3 separate regions of the Homo sapiens genome follow, and regions 1 and 3 are each linked to region 2. Evidence: chromatin contacts called from ENCODE Hi-C or POLR2A ChIA-PET data. All regions are on one chromosome and are shown on one strand. The core of a region is the stretch at or near the end of the contact, and the rest is flanking DNA. Distances in the headings are between cores, read along the strand shown. Region 1 overlaps KDM4C (lysine demethylase 4C). Region 2 has its middle 22 kb from the start of LINC02851. Region 3 overlaps GLDC (glycine decarboxylase).

Evidence for each region. Hi-C counts contacts between places; a loop is a spot of excess contacts on that map. ChIA-PET counts read pairs that join two places held with the same protein, here RNA polymerase II (POLR2A). Pooled maps may share reads with other maps.
Region 1: a map of endothelial cell of umbilical vein shows a loop between it and region 2 (2.3-fold over the local background). The contact joins two enhancer-like sites. A Hi-C loop is called at or near these places in 2 of 168 maps with a recorded cell type or tissue (HepG2 and endothelial cell of umbilical vein) and 1 of 50 pooled maps. POLR2A ChIA-PET finds 5 or more read pairs at or near these places in 14 of 52 experiments (B cell, Caco-2, HepG2 and 10 more).
Region 3: a map of tibial artery shows a loop between it and region 2 (4-fold over the local background). The contact joins two enhancer-like sites. A Hi-C loop is called at or near these places in 4 of 168 maps with a recorded cell type or tissue (ascending aorta, chondrocyte, naive thymus-derived CD4-positive, alpha-beta T cell and 1 more), 3 of 37 single-sample maps with no recorded cell type and 10 of 50 pooled maps. POLR2A ChIA-PET finds 5 or more read pairs at or near these places in 10 of 52 experiments (A549, AG04449, GM12878 and 7 more).

The regions. Positions count from the first base shown.
Region 1 is chr9:6,786,142-6,790,069 of GRCh38, forward strand. All of the region lies in intron 1 of KDM4C (lysine demethylase 4C), which reads left to right. Among named protein-coding and RNA genes, the nearest start is that of KDM4C, 30 kb to the left of the region's middle. RefSeq lists an enhancer at 2,942-3,657. Within about 2 kb of position 2,432, at least 7 of the 41 ENCODE cell types and tissues checked have a DNase peak (open chromatin) inside an H3K27ac peak, as active enhancers do; they include endothelial cell of umbilical vein, where a contact is called at or near this core.
Region 2 is chr9:6,680,249-6,684,342 of GRCh38, forward strand. No RefSeq gene overlaps it. Among named protein-coding and RNA genes, the nearest start is that of LINC02851, 22 kb to the right of the region's middle. RefSeq lists enhancers at 671-1,050, 957-1,705, 1,171-1,460, 1,531-1,650, 3,219-3,478. Within about 2 kb of position 1,428, at least 41 of the 41 ENCODE cell types and tissues checked have a DNase peak (open chromatin) inside an H3K27ac peak, as active enhancers do; they include HCT116, ascending aorta, endothelial cell of umbilical vein and 1 more, where a contact is called at or near this core.
Region 3 is chr9:6,564,161-6,568,313 of GRCh38, forward strand. GLDC (glycine decarboxylase) reads right to left here. Exons shown (of 25, transcript NM_000170.3): 16 at 1,194-1,269. Among named protein-coding and RNA genes, the nearest start is that of GLDC, 79 kb to the right of the region's middle. RefSeq lists an enhancer at 2,038-3,237. Within about 2 kb of position 2,416, at least 11 of the 41 ENCODE cell types and tissues checked have a DNase peak (open chromatin) inside an H3K27ac peak, as active enhancers do; they include HCT116, ascending aorta and tibial artery, where a contact is called at or near this core.

The sequences.
Region 1 (3,928 bases), core at 1,182-3,681, 110 kb after region 2:
TCAGAAACACAGGTGTAGACAGGGAAGGAAGGCAATGTTGGATAGAGTATTACATTTGGCCGGAAAGCATCAGACTTGGTTTCTTTTTTATTACCAAATAAAGACACGTTCTCATTAGAACAAGGAGAGTAGATGTTTGTCCTTTATCATAATGTAAAAATTTTCAGAAACAAACATGGGTTGTTATATGAGTTAGTGCTGGACTTTATTCAATGGAAAGGTCTTTAGCTTATTAAAAAAATTCTTAGGGTACTTGCTATAAATATCGTTTTTGCTGTAGGTGGTCTCAGAAACATTGAAGACCAGCTCTGTGGAAGCAAGATAACAGTTGCCTTCAGAGATAGTATTGTCATTCACTTTGTGGACTCAGTCAAAAGAAGGGTAGCATTTAAAAAAATGATTATCACCTTCAGCTAAAAATCATAGTGGTGCTTGTTTTAAGATATACCTATTTTCCTGTGACTTGGAAACATTACTGGAAGAACATTTTAAACTTCTGTTTCTTCTTGGTTCAGAAAAATAAAGGTAAAAGAGAAACAAGAGGGACTGGGGATTTAATTGTAGCATGATTAAGTTTAGTAATGATAAATATAGATTAGGAAGAACTCAAGGAACAGAACATTTATTAATATAAATACCTTTTAAATGTAATGAATGTAAGTAGGCACCTCCCAGAAAAAGAAATGCAAATGGCTATGTGTGTTCAAAAATGATCACTGTCACTAAGAATCAAATAAATGAAACTTAACCATACTTTTTTGCCCATCATATTGGCAAAGATCTGGGTGGTGTAGTGAAAGTTAACTTTTTAGATTATTTAACATATTTAAAATTTTATGATTATCCTATATTAACTTCCAAGATTGAAAAAGGTCTAAAACCTAAGCTATCTAGGTCTTTAATCTATGTATCTGATTTGTAGGTAGAAATAGTTTTGTGTAATCAAGGGAGTAGTGATGCTAGAAACTGGCAGAGTATATTTCCTAGACCAGTTAGCAAACTAGGTCAAGGTCTAGGTTTAATTCTAGTAGCCACTAATTTGCTGCATGTCTTAACAATTTCTGTGCCTCAATTTCTTGTCAGAGCCATTTTTCATTTGTTTGTTTTTTGAGACGGAGTCTTTATCTGTTGCCCAGGCTAGAGTGCAGTGGCACCGTCTTGGCTCACTGCAACCTCCGCCCCCGGGGTTCAAGTGAGTCTTGTGCCTCAGCCTCCCTAGTAGCTCGGATCACAGGCACGCACCACCACACCTGGCTAATTTTTGTATTTTTAGTAGAGACAGGGTTTTGCCATGTTGGCCAGGCTGGTCTCAAATTCCTGACCTCAGGTCATCTGCCTGCCTAGGCCTCCCAAGGTGCTGGGATTACAGGCGTGAGCCACCACGCCCAGGCCCAGAGCCATTCTTCTGTTGCTTAGACCAGAAATCTTGATTCGTATTTCTCTTACTTCTGTCAAGAAATTTTGTTCAGAATGTATTTGCAATCTACAATCTGAGCATTTCCCTCTGCCCATCATGGTCCAAGCTGCCGTCTTAACTTGCCTGGGTTAGTGTAAATTGCCTCCTTGTCGACCTCCCTGCTTCCAGCCTTGTCCTTTTTGACACAAGAGCCAGAATGTGATTTACAATATGTGAGCCAGCTCATTTCTCTGCTTCAGATGGTCCAGAAAAGTTTCTTTAGAGACAGCCATTATCTCCTTAAAGGGGAATGGATGTTTGAGTACCAAGAACTGGATAACTAAGAGGGGGAGGAACCCCAGGATCAGTTCCCATCTCATGCAGAGTAAATGCCAAACTCCTTTTCTCCCCAGTTTCATTTCTCACCATTCTCCTCCTTGCTTACTGAGTTCCAGCCACACGCATCTCTTTGCTGTTCCTTGAAGAGTCCGATAGTCTCTTTCCTTGTTGTTCCTTCAGCCTAAAATGTTCTTCTTCCAGATATCTGTATGATTAATTCCCTCCTTCAGCCCTTTGTTCCTCCGAAGTACCTTCCCTTGCCTACCCTGTATAAAATAGCCACCCCTCCCCTTTGCAGTCTATCCCCTTACCCTTGGTTCTTCTTCATAGCATGTACTTTTTATTGTCTGTTTCATTCCATTAGTGTCAGGACTTTGTTCCCTGGTGAATGACTGCCCAGCAGTTAGGCATACAATAACTATTTGTTGAATGACTCAGTGATTTCCTTTTTCCTATTGGCTTTTTCCTCTGCCTAGGGAAATGCTCGGGCCACCCTTGTTCTTTAGCCTGTCGAAGATGAACACTGCCTTCTGTGTACCAAATGTTTCTACAAAGGTGATCTGTGGGCTTCTACCCTGTTCTCACTGCCCAGATTTTTCTGTTGCATTATTCTTTACCAGTCATGCAAGTGAATCTGTTTTCTAAGTAACTTTTCTGTGTTTGGGACTACTGCTTTCCTTTTCCTGAATTTGGTATCATTATGTAAATATGTTAACAATTTGGCACTTACTCCTTCATTCAGCTGGCAAATAATTATTGCAGCAGATACTGTGAGCCAGGCTGGGGTGCCAGACTGTATGCTAGGGCTTAAAGAGGTGGCGAGCCGGCATTTCCCTGGAGGAGCTGATGGCTCAGTGGGTGGTTGGAAGTGCCAGCAGTTGGGACAGGCAACTGCTATAATGAACGCAGAGGGGGAGTTGGGAACACGGTGATGGGTCAGGCAGGCCTGTTCCAGAGGATTAGGAATCTCAGGGGTGTGCAGGAGTTTGTCAGGTGAGGAAGCAGGCAGAGGCTGCTGTGAGGGGAAGGAATACCGTGCAGAAACACAGAAAGCTTTGCTTGTTTACAGAAGCACAAGTCAGTGAGTATTGTTGGAGTGTAAAGTACAGTGCAGACAGTGATGATGGACGAGGCCATAGTAGTTAGGTGAGGGCCAGATCCAGATTTTTGTTTTTTTTTTTTTTTGAAACAGGGTCCCACTCTTTCACCCAGGCTGGAGTGGGAGTGCAGTGGCACAGTCTTGGCTCACTGCACCCTCTGCCCCCCGGGGTGGTAAAGCAGTCCTCCCGTCTCAGCCTCCGAGTAGCTGGGACTATAGGCGCTCACCATCACGCCTGGCTAATTTTTTTTTTTTTTTTTTTGAGATGGCGTTTTGCTCTTGTTGCCCAGGCTGGAGTGCAATGGCGTGATCTCAGCTCACTGCAACCTCCGCCTCCTGGGTTCAAGCAATTCTCCCGCCTCAGCCTCCCGAATAGCTTGGCTTATAGACATGTGCCACCACGCCTGGCTAATTTTTGTATTTTTAGTAGAGACGGGGTTTCTCCATGTTGGTCAGGCTGTCTCGAACTCCTGACCTCAGGTGATCCACCCACCTCAGCCTCCCAAAGTGTTGGGATTACAGGCGTGAGCCACTGTGCCCGGCCACGCCCAGCAAATTTTTATATTTTTTTTTAGAGACAGGGTTTCGCCATGTTGCCCAGGCTGGTCTCCAACTCCTGGACTCGAGTGATCTGCCTGCCTCGACCTCTCAAAGTGCTGGGATTACAGGTGTGAGCCACCGTGCCTGGACCAGATCCAGATGCTTCTAAAGGACTGTGTGTATACTATATAGAGTGAGGCTGCTATCCTGAAGCCCATGAATTTGGGGGTATGTACCTGTCTACACGTGAACAGAGGCAGGTAGGAATGTAGCCTGGAAGGTTTTTCCCTGTTGCAGGCCCCCTCCCTGAGGCAGGGAGAATTCAGAATATTTTCTACCATGTGTTAATATATTTTTGTGCAGATTATTTTCTCCTTTGGATTGTAAGTTCCTAAAGGGTGGTGAGGTTTAAATTTTATGTATCTCCTACTTCCTCATGTGTGCATTGTGAGATAGATGCTCATTTAAACTTTCTAGGCTGGGTGCGGTGGCTCACGCCTGTAATCCCAGCACTTTGGGAGGCCGAGGCGGGTGGGATCGCCTGAGGTCAGGAG
Region 2 (4,094 bases), core at 178-2,677:
TTAGCCGGGCGTGGTGACGCACGCCTGTAATCCCAGCTACTCGGGAGGCTGAGGCAGGAGAATCACTTGAATCCAGGAGGTGGAGGTTTCAAAAAAAAAAAAAAAAAAGAACAAAACGTCTCAAAAAAAAACCCCCACAAAACAGAACAAAACAAAAAACCACATAACTTGGCTATGGTATTATTCCTTTCACATAATACTAGATTTTGCTAATATTTTGCTTACAGAGTTTCCCGTCTAGACTCATGAGCAAAACTTGCATACACTTTTCCTTCCATTCGCTGTTCTCGTCAGGTTTTCCTATCAGGGTTATGCTAGGCCATTAAAAAGTTTAAAAGTGTTACCCGCTTTCATCTTCCTTCCCCCTTTTATTCTGGAACTATTAAAGACTGGAATTATGTTTTCCTCTTATATATCGTTCAATTTGCCAGGGAAGCCATGGTGGCTTGCAGTCTTCTTTGTTGGAAGACTTTGGACTACTCTTTCAATTTGTTACTAAACTATGTAGGTTTCCCATTTCCCTAAACATGGAAACAGAAGACCTCCTAGGACGTCTCCATTGCGGGAGGGAGACTGCAGAGGTCTCCGGCCACAGGACTGAGGAAAACCGCAAAAAGACGCGGTCACTACTAGGCGGAGTTAAACTATGGAGCCGGTACCCCCAATACCCTGCCCGGCAAGGCCGCCTCGTGACGTCCCCGTCTGACAGAGTCCCTCCCCATAGGGCCGCGACAGAACCACCGCACGATGGGACACGCGAGGGTAAGCTCAGGTCTCAGCGCATCGTGTGGGCGTCGGGACAGCGTCCTGGGCACCTGTTCCTTCCACCTGCTCAAATCTCTTTCCCTTCTATGAAGAAGGGGGCTCCGGGCCCCATCCCCAGGGAGCAAGAAGACGCAGAGGACCGCGCCGGTTCAGGTGCCGCTGGAGAAATGGAATCTGACGGAGAAACTGATCTGGGGCGGCAGCCCGCTAGGTTCGCCTGACTCACTAAATGCTACTACAGTGCCCCACACGGACTGCCACGAGCGGGTCACGTGACTGGACTCTGGATCGGCTGTGCTGTGATGGCCGCGTAGCGCGCTGCTGTGCGCGCGAGACTATAAGCCTCTGGGCCGCCGGTGCCTCCGCGCGGTCACCGCCTCCACCCGCCTGGCCGCTTCCCTCGGCGCATGCGTAGCACACCGACTCCAGGATTGTTTCCCAAATCCCACTTCCGCCACTTCCTCCTCCCGAGACCAGCCAAGCGCGCCTGGCTGTCTGCCCTTCTTGGGCTCTTGGGGAGAACGTGGTCCGGGAACTGGCAGTCACGGGGAGGCAGCACAAGAGGTTTTCGCCCTCATGTGCTGGTGCAACTATCGCGACCATCACCCTGAGAACTGGAGGAAGGGTGCCGCAGGCAAAGAGTGGCGCGCCTGCAGATTCGGTTCCGCGCTTGGGGCTCTCGCGAGACCCGGCGCTGGAGTGTGGACCGCGCGTGCCGGTGACGCGTGGTGCAGACACGTCGCCGGTGCCTCTCTCCCTAGGCCTTCCTGGGGGTGAGCTTCCGTCCCAGACGTCTTCGGTCCTACACTGCTTCCATTTCTTTTTTTTTTTTTTCCTTCTTTTTTTCTTTGAGACAGGGGCTCATTCTATCACCCAGGCTGGAGTGCAGCGGCGCGATCTCGGCCCACCGTAAGCTCCGCCTCCCGGGCTCAAGCGATCCTCCCACTTCAGCCTCCTGAGTAGCTGGGACTCCAGGTGAGCGCCCTGCTAATTTTATATTTTTGGTAGAGACGGGGTTTCGCCATGTTGCCCAGGCTGGTCTCAACTCCTGGTCTCAAGTGATCCGCCTGCCTTGGCCTTCCAAAGTGCTGGGCTTACAGGCGGGAGCCACTGCACCCAGCCCTACGCCCCATCTTTCTGGGTTTCTGCCTGGTATTGTTACATCTCCAACAGGCTTAACTCAAAGCTGACTTTCCGCCTGTGCTGTATCTGCCCCATGGTCCTTTAGAGTATATAAAATATAAATGGCACTTTGGGAGGCCGAGGCAGGAGGATTGCTTGAGCTCAGGAGTTACTGACCAGCCTGGGCAACATAGTGAGACCCCCGTCTCATTAAAAAATAATAATGCAGGCAGGGCGCAGTGGCTCATGCCTGTAAACCGAGCACTTTCGGAGGCCAAGGTGGGCGGATCGCCTGAGATTGGGAGTTCGAGACCAGCCTGACCAACATGGAGAAACCCCATCTCTACTAAAAATACAAAATTAGTTGGGCGTGGTGGTGCGTGCCTGTAATCCCAGCTATTCAGGAGGCTGAGGCAGGAGAATCGCTTGAACCCGGGAGACGGAGCTTACAGTGAGTCGAGATGAGCCACTGCACTCCAGCCTGGGCAACAAGAGCGAAACTCCATCTCAAATAATAATAATAATACAAATAAATAAATGTACACACACAAATAAATGGACTTGATAGCGATTTTTTTAGGTTTTCAGCTGCCCAATTCAAGAAATGTATTTCTTCTTGTCCCTGATTTCCGTCACTGTCCCAAGGCAGTGGGATTAAAGCACCACTACCGTTTTTAGATCCTTGTGTTTGGCATTCCATGTCCTCCTCTCAAGACGTTTGACGTAACTTTCTCCATCTGCTCTGTTGAAACATATGCTTCAAAATCTTTTTTTTTTTTTTTTTGAGACGGAGTCTCGCTCTGTTGCCCAGGCTGGAGTGCAGTGGCGCGATCTCGGCTCACTGCAAGCTCCGCCTCCCGGGTTCAAGTGATTCTCCTGCCTCAGCCTCCCAAGTAGCTAGGACTACAGGCGCCCGCCACCAAGCCCGGCTAATTTTTTGTATTTTTAGTAGAGACGGGGTTTCACCGTGTTAGCCAGGATGGTCTCGATCTCCTGACCTCGTGATCCACCTGCCTCGGCCTCCCAAATTGTTGGGATTACAGGCGTGAGCCACTGCACCCAGCCTACCAGCCTAGACCTAGTTTTAGTTCCTTTTTTTGCTTCACTCCATTGTAGCTTAGGAAGCTAGTTTCAATTCCGGATTCTACCGTCTATCTGTATGACTGGGCCTTTGGTCAGTCTTTCTAAAATGAAGATTGCTCATTTTACAAATGAGTAAAAACTACCTGACATGTAGTGCAGGCTTTGTAAAGCACTCATCATGCTGCTTGTCATACTGTAAGCACTGATATGGCATAGGAAACCCAACCCCCAAACATAGCACCTTGGAAGTTGAGAAAACAGCATATACTGGAAGGCCACTGTCACATCTCCCTCACCCGTCTCTGAAGCAGGCCATAAAGCCTAGGAAGGTCATCCTCTTATCTCTCTTGAAAACCCTCATGTGGCAGGTGTCCTGCCCTATATCAGGGTGGAAGGAATGTCACACAGGGACACCAAGAATAATCTGAACAAACAGGTCTTGCTAATCTCATGCCCCCAATTTATTACCGTGAGATCATACCCGCTTTGTTCAATCATACTTCTGCACAACTATCCACTTTCTCAAACCTATGCATAAAAGTACACAGACTTTTCTTTGGGTCATTTCCTTAGGAAGACTCCCCATCATGTAAAACTTATATTACACAAATTTGTATGCTTTTCTCTTGTTAATCTGTATTTTGTTATAGGAGTCTCAGCCATGAACCTTACCATGGTTAAGGAAAACTTGCTTTTTCTTCTCTACACACTCAAATAAATTAGTTTGCCTCCTTTTCCATGCTTACCCAATATAAAATAGTAAAATGCCTCTTTTTTTTTTTTTTTTTTTTTTTTTCTGAGAGGGAGTCTCGCTCTGTTGCCCAGGCTGGAGTGCAGTGGCGCGATCTCGGCTCACTGCAACCTCCGCCTCCCAGGTTCAAGCAATTCTCCAGCCTCAGCCTCCTGAGTAGCTCGGATTATAGGTGCCTGCCACCACGCGTGGCTAATTTTTGTATTTTTAGTAGAGAAAGGGTTTCGCCATAATGGTCAGGCTGGTCTCGAATTCCTGACCTGAGGTGATCCACCCATCTTGACCTCCCAAAGTGCTGGGATTGCAAGCGTGAGCCACTGCGCCCGGCCTAAAATGCCTCTTAGTAAGACTTAATTTCTGTCCAGGCATGGTG
Region 3 (4,153 bases), core at 1,166-3,665, 120 kb before region 2:
TCGCTTGAACCCAGGAGGCAGAGGTTGCAATGAGCCGAGATTGGGCCATTGCACTCCAGCCTGGGGAACAGGGCGAGACTCCATCTCAAAAAAAAAAAAAAAATTCTATTCCCCAACCAAGATGAAAGCCTGGAAAGACACACCTGTGGAATCAGGATGAACTATGCAAGGGAAGGAGGGAAAAAAATGTTCCTTCGTTTCCCCTGTTATGAAAGGGAAGTGAAACACTTTCAGCATTCTTTATTGCAAATTCCAGGCAACTAGCCATAAGTAACCTTCCAGTGGTAATAAAACCAGAAATGGACTAAGATCGGGCCACTACCACTCCACCCTACTTACTTAGCCAGCCAGCACCACCCTATCCCCTTTGTCTGCAACTCTCTAGTATCAGCAGATGCTTTTGCCCTGCTCTCGGCTCCTAGGCGATGCTCCTATTAAGGACTTCCGCCCCACAGCTCAGTACAAACTCTAGCATAGCACTGGCCATCAAAATGAAGGAACCAGGAACACAGGCCTCCTCTGGCACAAGCTGAGGCCTGAGTTAGGCCACTGCTACAGGCACTGCCCCTGGGGGGAGCGAGTGGTGTCCATTAGTACCTGCTGGTCCCCACAGTGGTCCCCAAGAGGCGATTGGGATCCTGGAGACCAGGTTCTCATATCCAAAGCAAACATTGAAGCAGGACCGTGAACTCTGCTTTATGCCTTTTTTGGTGCTTGAAGTTGAGAATCATCTAATGGAGAATTTATTTATTCAACAAATATTGTTTGAGCATACTATGACCAGAACCGGGCTTCAGCACAACAGGGGTTACTGAAGAATTAAAGCATGGTCTCTGCCCTTCATCCAGGCCCAGGGCCGGGGCTGAGCCAAGGAGAGGATGCTTGCAATGGCAACATTCCTGCCCTCTTCCTCCCTCTGCTCCCTAGAGAGCAGTTCCACAGCCAACTGGCTGACGTTTGCATTCTGGGTTTGAGCAAGTCTTTTATCTCTGAATGTTTTTCCTCAAAATGGTCAAGTGGGATGTCTTGGAAGCAAGGATCATAATGGCTAGTTCACAGAAATTTGTTTCTTGACTATATGTTCCCTCATCTGCTTCCAAGAAGGCTTGGAGGGAGTGTCCCACAGAAGGGACCCTGAGAGCCAGGACCTCTGTGCCCCATGGTGAGCAAGCGCCACCTCCTGCCATACTCACCGTTCTGTGCCCCTCTCCTTTCTGGTTTAAGTAGGCTCGGATAGTGGCCAGTCCAGCATATTCTCCCTGGGCTCCGCTTGCAAAGACAAGAAGAAAGGGATCACGGTTAGGTCTTCTGGCTTTCATTTACTCATTCAATATTTATTGGGCCCTGGCCAGGGGTTCACCAGCACGTGACACATGGTCACTGTCCAGACGCTGAGAGAAGCTCATCAAGGAGCTCTGCTGGAGTCAAAAGGTCTTGAACAATCAAAACAATCAAAGCAACAGCATCCAGTTTGTGCACTACAGCTCAACCACTCCTACCCAAAGATGGAGCTTTCTATATCCTTGCTCAGGACCACGCATTGAAAATAGCCTTTTGTTATTATGAAAAATTTCAAAACTATACCAAAATACAGTGAAGAACAAAAGGAACTACGACGTGTGTGTCAGCCAGCTGTAACAATTTGGTTTACGGTCAATCTTGTTTCCTATTATATTTCTCACTAACCACTTTCATGCTGAACTATATATTTTGAAGCAAACTTCAAACATCCTATCATCAGTTCAAATGTCAATATGCAGCCTTCAAAGATAAGTATTGTTTTTAAAAATATAACTACAGGCCGGGTGCAATGGCTCATGCCTGTAATCCTAGCACTTTGGGGGGCCGATGTGGGCAGAGCATTCGAGCTCAGAAGTTCAAGATCAGCCTGGGCAGCATGGCGGAACAGTGTCTCCACTAAAAGTACAAAAAATTAGCCTGGTGTGATAGCATGCATCTGTAGTACCAGCTACTGGGCAGGCTGACATGGAAGGATCACTGGAGTCTGTGAGGCGGAGACTGCAGTAAGCCGAGATGGTGCCACTGCACTCCAACCTGGGTGACAGAGTGAGATCCCGTCTCAAAAAATAAATAAATAACTACAAACACAATTGTCACACCTAGAACAATGAACTTCAGTTTTTTCCTTTTTTTTTCCCTTTTCTTTCCCCCTTTAAATGGGTAATGTGTCAACATCTTAACAAGGTTTAAGGAAGACACACCTATGAGGTGAAAACAAATCATCACTCTATAATTTCTTAGTATTACCAAATATCGAGTCAAGGGCCTGATCAGCCCCAAAAGAATGAGGCACTTTTAATGTGACACCATTCCTGGCAGTCTCAGGTTCGGCTCTCCCAGGCCCCGGATGCAGATGGCTGTTAGGGGCTGGCCATCCTCATCTCAACGGTCCTGGAAGGCACCACTTTCAGGGCATATGCCATGACTAACATTCCGGTGAGCAATGCTGACTCAATCGTAGACTGTTATTTCATGTTCCCAGTACCCTGTGCAGGAAGGGAAGGGAAATGAGTAATAGATGTATCAGTCCCATTCAAAATGTGTATGTCTGCGAAGCTGAAGGCAAAAATTAAATACTAAAAAAAGATACAAAAATTTAAACTTTAAACAAATGAAAATTTAAAAATAAAATAACTTTTTTTAATGTTACCCACAGAAAATCGGTAAGAATTTTAAAAAATGTGTATGTTCTCCATGCCATCACCCCCATTTTGCACACAAAGAAACTGAGGTCTGAGTGCTACATGCCAAATGGCCAACAGTGACAGATGAAGACTTGGGTGTGGAGTCAGCCTGCCTCCCAGAGCTACGGGCTCCCTTTGCAAGCAGTGCTGCTCTTCTGAGCACACTGTGCTCTCCAAGGACGGAGAGTTGTGGGAGCAAATGCTGATTTTCTTTCTAGCAGAAGTCTTGTCTGATTGATAGAACTGGGGGGTTTAGCTAAAATAAAAAATAAAAAAAAAAAGAAAGAAAAGAAGAAAGAAAGCCTGTCTTACAAGACCTGAGTCACCCCGTTCCTCGTCACCCGCACTGAGTCAGCTGCAGCTATCTCCGCTCTCTTCCAAGAAGAAAGGCAAAGACTGCTCTTCTGTTTTCCTGGCTTCTGAAAAACAAGTCCTAGCCTATTTGAGGTTTTTTCATTTTGAGGACAAGAAAATGAATATGCCGTGCTTCAGGAAACCACTCACATCACAAGTAACTTCATCTCCCTGTGCCTATGTGCCTGAGAGATGTGTAAAATGGGGATAGTAACAGTACCCATCACACAGGGCAGATGTGATGTGTAGTGAGATCATCAAGGTCAAATGCTTCTCAGCCAAATCCTGCCCATTCTTCAACTGGCTACAACTCTCTGCAAAGCCTTCCCTAAAGCCACCAATCCAGCTCTGTCACTTCCTCAGAGAGGCCTTCCCTGAAGGCAAGAATTTTGTCAACCTTGTTCACAATTGTATTCTCTATTCCAAGAACACTGACATAAAAAATATTTGATAGATTGATTAAAGAAATAATCCTCTACCTCCTCCAAATTATCATAGCATTTTACTCTACAATCTTATCTGACATTAATATCCTATACATGTACTGGACATAGAAAATTATTACCGATTTCACATTTACTTTGTATGCCTGTCTTATCTCAATTAGAGCATAAGCTCTGACAGTAGGGTCTAATTCTCAGAGTTCTGTATATTCTTCAACAGGGAATATATAGAACAGTACTCTGCATGTAGTAGTTCTGCAATAAGTATTTAGTAAATATTTTAAAAATTGAATTCCTCCAGCACAGGCAATCAATATGAATGTCATCCTTTCCCCTACAGTAAGGAACCTCAAGAAAAACATTTTATATTTACCCCTATGTTTTTCTCATGAATTCTATTCATCTGACTTTCTTGAAAGGCCAATCAAGGTGTAGACTAGGAATGAAGGAAGAAGCAGATTACTGGCTATGAGCCAGTAGTGTAGGAGAAAGACTATATGCTAAAGACTTGATCAGAAATGCTGGATTTCTCTCTCTCTCTCTCTCTCTGGCCTTAAACATCTATAAAAATCAGCTATGTTTCAACCCAAAAAGTGCAAATGATATATTCAAATGTGACACAAGGATTACTACTGGGGCATTAGTAAAACA